Regions from separate parts of the Homo sapiens genome. Here region 2 is linked to region 1. Evidence: chromatin contacts called from ENCODE Hi-C or POLR2A ChIA-PET data. All regions are on one chromosome and are shown on one strand. Each heading gives the region's core, a stretch centred on a gene start or an enhancer-like site at or near the end of the contact. The rest is flanking DNA. Distances are from core to core; before and after follow the strand shown. Region 1 holds the start of RCN2 (reticulocalbin 2). Region 2 holds the start of PSMA4 (proteasome 20S subunit alpha 4).

What was found. A loop is a pair of places that touch in the nucleus more often than their neighbours do. ChIA-PET counts read pairs that join two places held with the same protein, here RNA polymerase II (POLR2A). Pooled maps may share reads with other maps.
Region 2: a pooled map shows a loop between it and region 1 (5-fold over the local background). The contact joins the promoter of PSMA4 here to the promoter of RCN2 in region 1. A Hi-C loop is called at or near these places in 3 of 50 pooled maps. POLR2A ChIA-PET finds 5 or more read pairs at or near these places in 2 of 52 experiments (MCF 10A and activated T-cell).

The regions. Positions count from the first base shown.
Region 1 is chr15:76,928,601-76,935,211 of GRCh38, reverse strand. RCN2 (reticulocalbin 2) reads right to left here and starts at 3,463. Exons shown (of 7, transcript NM_002902.3): 1 at 3,227-3,463; 2 at 2,746-2,851. The coding sequence starts at 3,370. RefSeq lists a silencer at 3,021-3,770.
Region 2 is chr15:78,536,339-78,542,949 of GRCh38, reverse strand. PSMA4 (proteasome 20S subunit alpha 4) reads right to left here and starts at 2,506. Exons shown (of 9, transcript NM_002789.6): 1 at 2,411-2,506; 2 at 1,020-1,045; 3 at 731-773; 4 at 305-467. The coding sequence starts at 1,022. It overlaps HYKK (hydroxylysine kinase), which reads right to left. Exons shown (of 5, transcript NM_001013619.4): 5 at 6,305-6,611. RefSeq lists enhancers at 1,358-2,250, 2,359-2,468 and a silencer at 2,009-2,278.

The DNA of each region.
Region 1 (6,611 bases), core at 2,214-4,713:
GTTGGAACTACAGGCATGTGCCACCACACCCGGCTAATTTTTTGTATTTTTAGTAGAGACGGGGTTTCACCATGTTGGCCAGGCTGGTCTCTAACTCCTGACCTCGTGATCCACCTGCCTCGGCCTCCCAAACTGCTGGGATTACAGGCGTGAGCCACCATGCCTGGCCGGAGCTTCCATACTATAACATATGATCTAAATATAATGTAAGCTCCATAAAAGTTTGGGTATGTTCTGTTCACTGATGTACATCAAATGCCTGGAAAGTTCCTGGCTCTGTAAGTATTTGTTGAATGAATTACCAACTGGCCAAAATAGCACTTTACTTTTAAAAAAAATGTTATCCAAAATCTTGCAGAAAACCTTTGCTAACTACCACAGATCTCTCAGGAAGCATAAATATTTTGATAGCTATTTATTTTAGTATGTATGAGAAAAAACAGTGTTTTTTATTTATGAAGGTGACATAAAGTCTTCCTTTAAAATAAATTTTATGTGAGTTGAATTAAAACTATAGTAAGAAAATAATAGATGGTTAAGTAGATATGGCCTAAATTCTGAAAAGGTATTCAAGTGACTGAGAATACTGCTTCAGTATATTACCTTTAAATATGTTGTTAAAACATCTGGAGTAAATTTTAACGAAGTTATGGGTAGCAATTTATGCCCTTCCTGCAACAGCTATCTGTCTTAACTTGGTACCTGAAGGCATGGGAAAGTTTCTAAAATTCAAATGTTCACTTTTCAATCAACTTTTAAAAAATCTATTTGGCTGGGCTCAGTGGCTCACGCCTGTAATCCCAGCACTTTGGGAGGCTGAGGCAGGCGGATCACCTAAGGTCAGGATTTCGAGACCAGCCTGGTCTCGGGTAAAACCCCGTCTCTACTAAAAATACAAAAATTAGCCGGGCATGGTGGCCAGTGCCTGTAATCCCAGCTACTTGGGAGGCTGAGACAGAAGAATCACTTGAACCTGGGTGGCAGAGGCTGTAGTGAGCCAAGATCACACTACTGCACGCCAACATGGGTGACAAGAGCGAGACTCTGCCTCAAAAAAAAAAACAAAAAACTATTCATAAAAATATTTACTAAACTACGTTAAAGGAAACAAAGGGAGGGACGAACACGAATATTTGTGAGGACAGCATGAGTATACCATTTATCAGGTTCCTCTGTACATGTTGCCTCTAATCTTCAAAACAATGCAATTATAATCATCACTATTATACAGGTGAGGAAACTGAGGTTCAGAAAAGTCCAAGCCTTCACAACTAGTAAATAGCAGAGTCCAGATTCAAACCTGTCTGGCTTCAAAGCCAACTCCTACTGAGTTTTGCTACCTCTTAACATCTGATTCCAGACCTGGCCCTCAAAGAGCAAATTGCCAAAATTATCTTAAGGGTCCTCAAGTAGAATGAAGGCTTTCGTAAGCACCATGAATCTTTCTTCTAGTTTATTTAAAGAGATCACCATGGCATAGAAGAAAACAGAATGGAACAGGGATCAGAAATGTGGGTTCACACTTCAGCTTTGCCATCAGGGGGTAGTTTACCATCTCAAGCTTTTCTTCTCATCTGTATAATGAATATTTGGACTAAAACTTTTCTAAGTTTAAACTTCTTAAAACCTTACTATTAAATATTTGAACATATCTAGGTCTTGACAGATAGGTACCACGCAGTCTTCCAAATCAACGTGTTGTGTTCTTTGATTACTCTAGTATAACCAAAGATTGACTTATTCTTAGATTGGATAATCAGAGACCAAAGGTCTTGTTATTATTGTCTAACTAAGTGGAAGAAAAAAGCCCTTAATCTTCCAGAGGGTTCCAATGTGAATATGTCATTGACAGCACATCTTAAATTTACCAGTTTTTAATTGTCTCCAGCAACTTAATTCCTTGATGGTGAACAGCATTTAAATGAGAGTTACAGAAAAACAGCTAACTTAAGAGTCACAATAACAACCTGAATTTTTCTGAGGACCCACTTGGAACGCTGACAGGGAACATCATTTGAATTGAACAATGGGGAGAGACAACTGCACAGCAATTTATTTAGAACATTCTTTTAATAGTCTGTGCATTTCATTTCTGACTAGAGAATTTACCTGAGAGCATCAGATTTTTTTTTTTAACTGAAGGATATTAAAACCTGAATTAAGAGCAGGATACCTGGATTCTAGTCCAGCTTTGCCACTTATTTGTAGAAGGCACTTATCCCTGTGCTTCATTTCTTCATCTCTACAAAGTGATGTGGACAAGATGATCCCAAGGCCCCTACCAGCTCTAACATTTTGGTATAATGTTATAATAAACGTAATTCACAGGCAACAGGTCTTTTTCTACTTGCTTAAAAAAAGAAGCAAATTCCTAAAATTTAAATGAAGCATATATCAAAAGAGCGATAAATCATTTACTGCCTTAAAGTTTTGGGGCATATTTCTCTAAAATAAATCATATTGTTGACACTAACAAAAGTCACGTGAGAAAGAGGGTGTCTCAAGGTGTGACTTCCACATAGAGTACAGGGTCAATGATGTTTATATATAACTGGAGAAAGCACCGAGTTTTACTTGGTTCTCAGTGTCTAAAGATTTGTAAGTATAAAGCCTATTCTCCATGTCCTTTTCTCCTTCTCACAGGACTTCCAACTTGGGACACTAGCAATCTATACATTCAGCAGACACCGCTGCTTAACATATTTGTGTTTGTCTCCATTGTTAGTCGTGTAGGGCAGTCCTTACTTTCAGTGAGAAAGCCATCTGAGTCCAAGTCGATTTTCTTTATGATCGCCTGCAGTCTTTTTTGCTGCTCTTCGTGGCCGAGTTTAACATATTCATCCACATCTTCCTTTAGGGGGAAGCGACACACAGGAGGGCCAAGCATTACTATCAGTGGGGCAAAATGGTGGAGAAAAACAGGGCTACTAGAAGACCCCCTTGCCAAAGGGTTTCGGGGTGACCCGCACCTGCACTTCAAGGCCCCTACCCCCTACACACCCTCCATGATCTGAGGGGTAGAAGGGATCCAGCTCTTGGGCCGTGCTATCTCCTCAGGCTTTCCAGGCCCCAGGACCCCCAGAGAGCGAGTGCCGCGCCGCCCGGCCCCCATTGTCAGGCCGCCCCTGCCAGGCCTCGCCCGGCCGCCCCCCTTTGTCCCGGGACAAAGCCCGCGGCAGCCGCGGTGCGAGGCCCGGCCCTCCCAGCACCGGCCTGGCCGCCTCACCTGGACGCCCAGCAGCGCCTCGCGGTCGTAGTCGCTGCGGCGCTCGCCCAGCGGGTAGTGCAGCTCCTCGGCCTTGCCGGCGCCGGCCGCGGCGGCGCACAGCAGCAGCAGCCCCAACGCCGCGGTCCTCGGGCCCAGCCGCATCGCGCCGGCCCGCGGAGGACACCGAGGGACGCGAGGAGGGAGGCTGGCGGGGGCCCGGGCCGGCTGCGATGCTCCGCGGGCGGCTACAGAGAGGCGGTGCGACGTACGTTGAGGGCGGAGGGAACGGGAGGCGGAACCTGCGGTGGCGGCCACAACGCCCATGGACGGGCTGGGGGCCGGTCCACCAATGCGGTGCGGAGGCGCGCCAGGAGGAGGCCTATATGGCCGGCGCGGAGTGGCGGGGCACCAGGCCGCGCCGCTGATTGGGCAGCGCGGCGCTGGGGGCGGGCCGCCGCGATGTCGGGGTCAGCGGCCGCCCAGAGAGCTCCAGGAGCCATGCTGGGACTGCAGAGAGGGTAGACCTCTACGACCCGCGCCTTGTCGTTCCCCCGAAACGCTTCTAAAAGCACGCCCCCACCCCACTCCTGCCCACTCCTGGTCCACTCCATGTGCCCCTCCTACCGTCCATCAATGAGAGAGGCTGGAGGTTTCTGAGACAACAATACAATATCGAAAAAATTATTGCCTGAGGAATCGGCCAACAGTATTCTTTCTCAGTCTTCAATGTATCTATTTTATGAGAGTAGGACGTACAAACTCAGGAAGTGCAGCCAGATGCTTGTATCTGATGCTCAATTTCGTGATTTACAAGTTAATGTGAACTTGCTCAAATTTCTTGACCCCTGAAAACTTGTTTGCTCATCTATAAAATGAGCATAGTAATAAGACTACCTTAAAGAATTGTCGTGAAGATTAAATAATGTAATGGGTTTAGAACAATAGCTGGCACATAAGGTGAAGTGTTCAGTGAAGGTAGGCTTTCATCCATACAAGTAGAAAAACGAAAGATGATTGCACAGAAGGAATAGCTTAGTAAGTACCTAGCAAAACCTTTAGGGACAGAATGCATATACACATGGCTTCTATTCCATGTCTATTCACAGGTTTATGTAATTTCTCCACCTCAACCTGAACACATTAAACTCTAAGAAATTTGTAGGCTGCACCTTGAACCCTTTTCTTTATTGATTGCGCCACTTAGGATCAGGCCTTTCACAGAGAAGAAAAGGCTTTCTGGGTCCTCTTTCATTTCTCTCAGTCTCTATTTGGATTGGGAGCAAGAATTCTGTTCCAAACTGCAAAACTGGGTGGGCACAAGTCGCAGAAATTTCCTGGGTCGGGTTGAAATTTATGGTTTGGTCACAAACCATTGAAAGATTCACAGAGCAAAGTGTAAGTTCAATCTTTCCAATGTTATAAAGATCAACGAAGAACAAAGTTTTAAATTTCAGAATATAAATAAAAGCAAATTTTAGAGTTGATTTCATTAAACTAAAAAGAAAACCCTTTATTGCTGGATTTTAATTTTCACTTCCATTCTCGGTTTTGAGGAAAAAAAGAGAAAAATGTCCCAATTTAATATAAGAAACTCTGCTTTGTACCTGTTGTTCTCCAATAAGTAAAAGGTAAACTTTGACCAGCTTCCGGCGTGACTCCAGTTATAAAAGGTAGGCTACAAGGTACTGTGGAAGTTCTTCTAAACTCAGGGGATCCACAGATGGGAGTTTTGGGGGCCAAGGGAACTTAATGATATCTAAAGAGACAGTGGAGTAAGCAGTATCAGAAGGCTGGGTTCTGTCTTCAGCCCCTAAACAGGCTGTTTTCGCTCCCTGGGTCTATTGCTTTCATCTGGAGGAAAAGGATTGTGTTATCTCAGTGGATCTTAATTTGAGATCTTTGGGTTCCTAAGTGGTCCCTGCATGGTTTTCAGTGGTGTGTTTATCCCAAAATCTTGGTGCATGTGTATATTTCCAGGGAGGAAGTCTATAGCTTTGCTTTTATCAGAGTTTCAAAGGATCCATGTGGCAGAAAAAGTTAAGAGTCCCTGAAGAAGGCTCTGAGCAACTTTTTGACTCTTAAAATCAACGATTTTATTGGGATTGTTTGGAAGCAGATTACAGTAAAGGCCTATGCTTAAAAGAGGCAAGACTGATCCAATGTCATTACTTGTAATTAATCCATTCTACTCGGGGAAAAATAAATATCTAAAATAAGTAGCCTGTTTAAAAAAATGTGTTATGAGAATCCAAAGATCAATTTTCTTGACCTATAAAAGCCCATAGCATATAGCAAAATTGGTTTTATTTATATTTTTATTGAGGTATAATTTACCTAAAGTACACAAATGTTAAGTATACAGTTCAATCATTTTTTTAGATTTGTTTGCTGTGAGAGCCTTGAGGTAGGGAACTGTGTGATTTCTCCTAGTGCACCTACAAAAAAGAGGAACTCAATAAATTTTTGTGAAATGTATGAATTCAGCTATTCTGGCATTCTTTTAGAAGTATGTATTATGGGTAATAAAGTTAACTTTGAAACTATTGAAAGAAAGATTTGTAGATTTCTTGCTTTTTGAATTTGGTAAGATGTGTGTTACAATAAGCAGTGGCTTAAAAAACAAAGCAATATTTAACATATATGGCATGGACCCTTGTGTTACAGGCTGATTTCCACCAGAATGAATGAGATTTGGTACAATAAACAACTTAAGTGGGAAAGCCAACAAACTCAATGAGACTGCAGCTTTGCACAGATGGAAAACACAAGACAAAAGAACAGACTATAAGGCAGTGAATGGGAGAACAACTTAGACTGAATGACCATGCAATTAGGGGGATTTTGTTGGCTGTTTAATCTTTTGTCAGTCTTTTGAGGGGAGAAGGAAATGTGAGAATTCCAGGGTTATGGTGGAGTCTTAGAAGGTGACAAGAACATGTGTAGGTGGGTGGGTGTATTATAATGCCTTAAAAATCTTTTCATTTCCAAGGAGTATCTGAATGTGTAAGTAGTCACAAAATCTTTTAACCTATTAGAAGTACTTTCAAGAAATTCAATGTAACTTTTTCACTGAATAAGATTTCCCTAAATTAAAGATGGATCTGTCCCAATGATCAAATGTAATGATAGCTCCATCCTCAAATAGAAGCCATCCTCCACTTCCGGCAATTCACATTTATGGCCCTTGGTCAGTTATACTGGTGCATCTCTTGCCCTAAAGGTAGCCCAAGTGGACAAATATTAGAGTGCCTTCCTGACTTTCTCCCTATTCACATAGGGTGATCATACATCCTGGTTGACCTGACATGATTATTAATCATGACTCTTTCACACTCAAAAGTATACCAGAATGGGGTGATAAATGATATGGTCACCTTACTTTTGGGCCTCACATTCAAACTGT
Region 2 (6,611 bases), core at 1,257-3,756, 1.6 Mb before region 1:
GAAATTAAATAATCGGTGCAAGGTCACATAGCCTGCATGGGTGAAGCCTGGAGTTGAACCCAAATCTGTGTGACTACTAAGTCTGTACTCTTATCATTACACAATGCTAGTTTCTCCACTAAGTGTTTGCCCTGCACTTAAAAGGAGTAACACATGGTACCAGGCCTCAAAGAGGTTTCAAGCAAAATAAAGGCACAATTTCAATTCTACCACATCGCACGGAAGAGCCCTCCCAAATTACATAGATCCCACTTATGTGAGAAAGTGAGATTTTTTTTAAACTCTTTCCTAAAATCTCACTTACTCATTGAGTTTATAAATTTTTTCAGAAAAAAAGACTTCATCAAGAAGCTTGTGGATGTTGCGTCTCTCTGCTGCAAGCAAAACACCATCATTTGCTAAAATTCCCAAACAGGTGCCTGCATGTCCAATAGCTTCCATGGCATATTCAACTTGGTATAAGCGACCTACAAAACAAAAGCAGTGAGAAGCCAAGACTCTCCTCTGTGCTCCTGCACCACTGGCCCAAAAGAAATCAGCAATGAAGCAAGCTAGAAACAAATTTCCACTTTCACTCTTCTATGGTATAATCAACCTGGTGATGATAATTGCTTCAAAGTACAAAAAGGATGAACTTTGCAACTACCAAAAAAAGTTTGTAATTTTTTTTTCTAAAAGTCTAACACATTTATTTTTAAACTTGAGGCAGATTAAACAATTTCTATTTTACCTTCTGGAGAAAATATAGTGGTCCTGGAGTCATATCTTCGAGACTGCAAAGGAAAAACACATGAGTGATTCCTACCCACTGAAAGTAGGCCAACTCCTGCAAGCCTACAAATGATCTTACAAAACCTATCCTGGTATACAAAGTTCAATAGGTGAGAGGAAACTGACAAGAAAAAAGGCACCTTCTCACTGCTTTCCTTCTATTTCAATTTTCCCACTCAAGTCTGTAAACTGAGTACAAGCAATACTGTTTATCAGGCAACCGTTTATTGGCATGTGTATTAACTCACCATGTTTTCTGAACTTTATATAGTTCCTGTAAAAAGAAAATCAGATCATCATTAAAATAAGATTCACAAATTAAAAAGCATTTGCTGACTTTACAAATCTGTTTTATTTACTCCCTTTATTCAGCTAAGTGTCAGGCATTATGCTAGATGCTGGAATACCAAAATGTGTAAAACCAGTTCCTGTCCTGAAAAGCTAATACTGGCAGTTAGGTGAGAGAGGCAGTCATAGATTATAATGTGGAAAGAGGAACCGGGGGTAGGGTGGGAAAAGGGATGATGAAAGAATCAAGAAAGTATTTTTTGAGAAATCGATACAGAAAATGAAAGTAAATCAGAGATGGGAGAGGCAGAAATAAGGCTGAGAACCCTTGGGTCTAAGAGAAAGAACAGGGGAAGAAAGAAGGGCATTCCACACAGAGCAGAAAGTATGAACAAAGGGTACGGAGGCAGGATAGTTTAGTGGGCATGAGATAAACTGCTGATGCTTTTAAAATATATATAAATAAGAGCTAAGCGAGTATCCAAATCACGCAGAGCCTTGAAAGCCAAGGCAAGAGGCTGAGGCCTTCTCCAGAGAGTGATCTGGGTCCTGAACTTGGGGGTGGAGGCAGTTATCTTGGGCACCATCAGTACCATTCGTGCAAAAGGCAATACTAGGTGTTCAGCGTTATTTGGTAAAGCCTCAGTCCAAGGCCCACATTTCCAAATACTGGAATATAGGGAATCAAGACTGGAAAGGTAAGCTGGAATCAAATCCTGGAGAGCCCGCGTGCCCAGGTAAAAACAGAATTTTATCTCTCAGCCAATGGGGCTCCTCTGAATGATTCCCAAGGCCCACAGGAACTGATTGGCATTTTAAATGATCACTCTGGCTGGTGAGAGACCGAGGGCAGCGAACTGGTTGAGGTAATTGCAATAGGAATGGTGCAAAGTAAGGATGGCACAGAGCAGAGAAGCAGGGAGGACACAGAGACACTCGCCGGGGATTTCTGATTCGAGCTTTAAGCACAACTTTCTGTTGTCTCCACGCCTGACGCCGGGCACAGCACTATTTTGAGTTCACCGGCACCTCCGGGAGAGCTAACTTTCACGTACCGAACTCCTGAGGACGGAAGCCACCCCAACTCTCGGTCCTGCCCACAGACCCCCACCCTCAGCCCGCCCCCTCGCGGGCCCCGGCGTCCAGGCTTGGCACTGGGAAGCCCCCGACGGCGGCCGGCGGGGGCCATTCCCGGCGGTCGGTCCGTCACAGAGGAGGCGGTGCAGAGTCATCGTGCCCACGGCTCCTCGGCGGCAACTGCAGGCCGGGACCGACTGTCTTGACGTTCACGACCCCCGCCCAATGGGAAAGCGGCCAAGCTTCCGCGGGCCCCAAGGGGCCAAAGGCTCACCAGATGGAAGACCCTGAAGACCTGAGATGTCCACGGAGCCCTTAACTCCACGGAAGAATAAACCACCACCGCTCACCGAATAACCGCTGCTAATATGGCCCCCGCGCATGCGCAGAACCGCTGGGTTGGGGCGGGGGGAGCGGGACGGCCGAGGACGCGGAAGTCCTTCTTGCGGGGCGGAGCTAGAACCCGTGCCCCTCGTGGGAGCTGGGTCGCGGGGGTGCTGAGGCTCTGGGGCGCTGCAGCTTAGGCTAGGGTCCTCAGCAGGTGGAGGAGTTGCTGTGCCATGGGGAAGAGGGCAGGAAGACAGTAGCCAACCAGGAGGTGGAATAGCTAATTTCTTTCTCTTACCCTTGGCGCTCTCCTTTCATTTTCTCTTCACTATTCAGACCTAGGATAGCAAATAGTGTGGACCGGCTTCTTAATTGCTATCATTCCTGTCCTGTTTCCCAAAATGGTTCCAACCACATGAGACTTTACCCCTCTCATCACCTTCCTTTTTCATTCTGGCTTTCACTTTTACTGCTGATGCATACATTTTGGACATACACATTATGATGAGGAAGGCCGGGTGGCTCATGCCTGTAATCCCAGCACCTTGGGAGGTCGAGGCGGGTGGATCACCTGAGGTCGGGAGTTCGAGACCAGCTTGGCCAACATGGTGAAACCGTCTCTACTAAAATTAACAAAAATTAGCCGGGTGTGTGGTGCACGCCTGTAATCCCAGCTACTTGGGAGGCTGAGGCACGAGAATCGCTTGAACTCGGGAGGCGGAGGTTGCAGTGAGCCGAGAGTGCGCCACTTCACTCCAGCCTGAGACTCCATCTCAAAAAAAAAAAAATTATGATGAGGGTCGAGCATGGTGACTCATGCTTGTAATTACACCGCTTTGGGAGGCTGAGGCAGGAGGATGGCTTGAGGCTAGGAGTTTGGAGGCTGCAGTGAGCTATGATCGCACCACTGCACTCCAGCCTGGGTGACAGAGAAAGACACTGGCTCTAAAAATTAAATTAAAAAAAATTATGATCAGGTTCACACTTTTGGGGGAATTTTCACCTTGGTCTCTTTCTCTGCTTTTCACCAGTCAGAAAGGATTTCCCTGACCAGCACAGTTAAAGCAATACCCTACCGTCAGCATATACTCGCACCATTTTATCTTCTTTACTGAAATTGTCATACTTGTTTCTGTGTTCATTATCCATCTCTCCACCTTTTTGCTCATTCAGCCTCGGTCCGTATGTAAACTATCTACTATGCATTTTAGGTTTTTTCAGGCTAGAAGGTTGACTAGATCTGGGTTAATATGAAGTCATCTGCTCACAGTCTCTCCCAAAAAGCAGCCCACTGGGCAGAAACTCCTCTTCATGTTGGTTGCAAAATTATTGGGGGATCTGGGCTTTGAAAAGGAGATAGCTTGGAAGTAAGTTACATTTTGAGGTCTCGCCTATCGTCTCTACTTTCCAAGCACACAGGGAAGTGAGCCAAGGCAAGATGGCAAAGAGCCACACGCAGGTGGTGCTCTGAAAGCATCCTCAGGTGGTGTAACTTATGGCATCTCTGAGGGCCCCTGCCTGCCACCTTAGTTCATTCTGCGGAATTCAGTGAACAGTCACTTTTAAGTGAGAGGTAGAATTTCTCAGGTCAAGAGAGGGATTCCTTGAGAAAAAGGGCAAGAGAAGAATGAGTCTGACAAGTGTGGGTGACTGAGTAGTTCGGTCTGATCTGAATGGAGGAGATAATACAGGAAGTAAGGAAAGGCATTTGAGGCCTAAGTGTAGAGTGCCTTTAATGCCAGAATTTGTTTTGGTCAGTAATGGGAAGACAGGATTAAAGTGATGTTTTAGGATGATGAACCCTCAACATCTCTCATCCCACATGTTCCTCTTACAATGTGCCACAGATGGTTCCCACTGAGAGGTTCTGTGTCCCCTTATTCTGAATCTGGGTGAGCCTGTGACTACAATGGAAGTGATATCATGTGACTTCCAAGAGCAAATCACAAATGGTGATATGGTTCTGTCTTGTCCTCTTGGGATGGTCGTTCTTGGGACCCAGGCACTGTGCTGTGAGGAAGCAAAGGCCACATGGAGAGGTGTTTGGCCAACAGCCTAGATGAAGTCCCAGTGTCACCTGCCAGACAGCTGAGTGAAGATTCCTCCAGATGATCCTAGTACCCAGTTGTAACCAGGCAGCTTAGCTTCAAACTGCATTAAAAATTTTTTCCCCTTTTCCTTGGGTTTAAAGATATAACCTTGAAGCAAACTGCAGAAACCTTTTCTAGAGTCCACATCCCTCCCTTTCTCATTGTATATACTCCCTTCACATTTATCCAACTGTCTACTAGTATCTAATTATGTGTCTTCTTAGAAGTTCCAGGGGTCAATCCTGAGACACACAGACCAAGTCTGGAGACCCAGCTGCAAAGTTCCAGAGATTACTTCAAGACAGCTAGTTAACAACCTGGCTGTTGTTGAAATGCCATCAGCCCAGGGTCCAGGTGGACCAGGACCCAAGATAGCCACCAGAATAAGACACACAGACACTGTACTCAGCCCAGTTCTTGTCTGCCTTCCTTATCAAGTTTTCCCTTTTTAAACCCCTGCCTTCTTCCTAAAAATAGAAGCCGTTAATTTGGATAGGAATCCGATTGCTTTCCCTTTACTATTTTTGGCTAATAAATTCTGTCTTTCTATTATACCTCACCCTTGTCAATTGGACTCTGTAAGAAGCAAGTGTTCGGTTACACAGTGATTGAGTCTCTCCCAGGCATCAAATCTCTCCCAGCCTTAAAGTCTTCCTAGCTGAGGCCCCAACACTGGGGGGAGCAGAGACAAACTGTCCCAGGGCCTGCCTGAATTCATGACTGCCAGAAACCATGAGCTAATAAAATGATTAAAGTTTTAAGCCACAATTTTTTTTGGTCATCACACAGCAATATATGTAACCAGAGTTTTTATCTGCCTACATAATATGAAGTGCAGAGGTTAGGGAGACTAAGAATACCAGAAAGTAAAGTTCTGTTGTAGTCCAGGGGCGCTAAAAGCCTGAACAGAAGAAGGCACTTGCAAGAGCAAAGAGTCTTTGCCAGACATATGGTATTGATTCCTAAATCTGGAACTGGGTTTTCTCCACGTTGTTTGAAAGGACCAGGACCTGGCACTTGTAGTGGTGTGTTCATTCTTACAGTTTATTCAACAGATCTTTACTGGGTCTTCTAGGGGCCTGGCACGGTGCTAGGTCCTGAAAGTAAAGTAAAATAAATATTTAATTTATGTATTATATTAGGGTCTTCCAGAGAAACCGAATCAATGGGATGGAAGGATGGATAGGTAGATAAACAGGAGGGGATTTATTATGGAAATAAATTATGGAGGCTAGGAAGTCCCACAATTGCTGTCTGTAAGCTGAAGAACCAGTGAAGCCAATTATGTGTTTCAGTTTGAGTCTAAAGGCTTGAGAACCAGAGGAGATGATGGTGTAACTCAGTCTGAGGCTGAGGACCTAAGAACCTGAGGGGCCGCTGGTTAAGTCCTGGAGTTTGAAGGCCAAGAACCTGGAGTTTTGCTATCTGAGGGCAAGAGAAGATGGCTGTCCCAGGAGAGAGACTGAATCCATCTTTCCTTTGTCTTTTTGTTCTATCCAGGCCCTCAACAGATTGGATGGTGCCCACCCATATTGGTGAGGGGGATCTTCCTTACTCAGCTACTGATTCAAATGCCAGTCTCTTCTGGAAACTTCCGCACAGACATGCTTAGGAATAACGCTTTACTACCTATCTCTGTATCCCTTAATCCAGGCAAGTTGGCACCTAAAACTAACCATCACAGCCACCAAAGAGTTTATATAAACCACATGAAATTGATTGATTGGAGACAAGTTAGAACAAACACCAAATAGTAAAATATCAATGTAATGCAGCATGTAAACATCTAAACAGTGGTCAGCAATATTTGCATTAGGAATTGAGTGAAAGGAAATCCATGTTAGCAGGGGCAATCAAGAGGGAAATCTATACAGTTTCATCAATTCAGAGGATCAACACTGGTCTGGAAGTGAAACCCAAGTTTCAGTCCATTATTCTGGTTCCCAGTTTTTAGCTTGAGAGGTCAACCTAGATAAAAACCACAGTCCCTTAAATTTCAGAAACATAAGTGCTTTCATGTGAATGATCTCATTTGTTCCTCCTAGTGTGTGTGAGTGA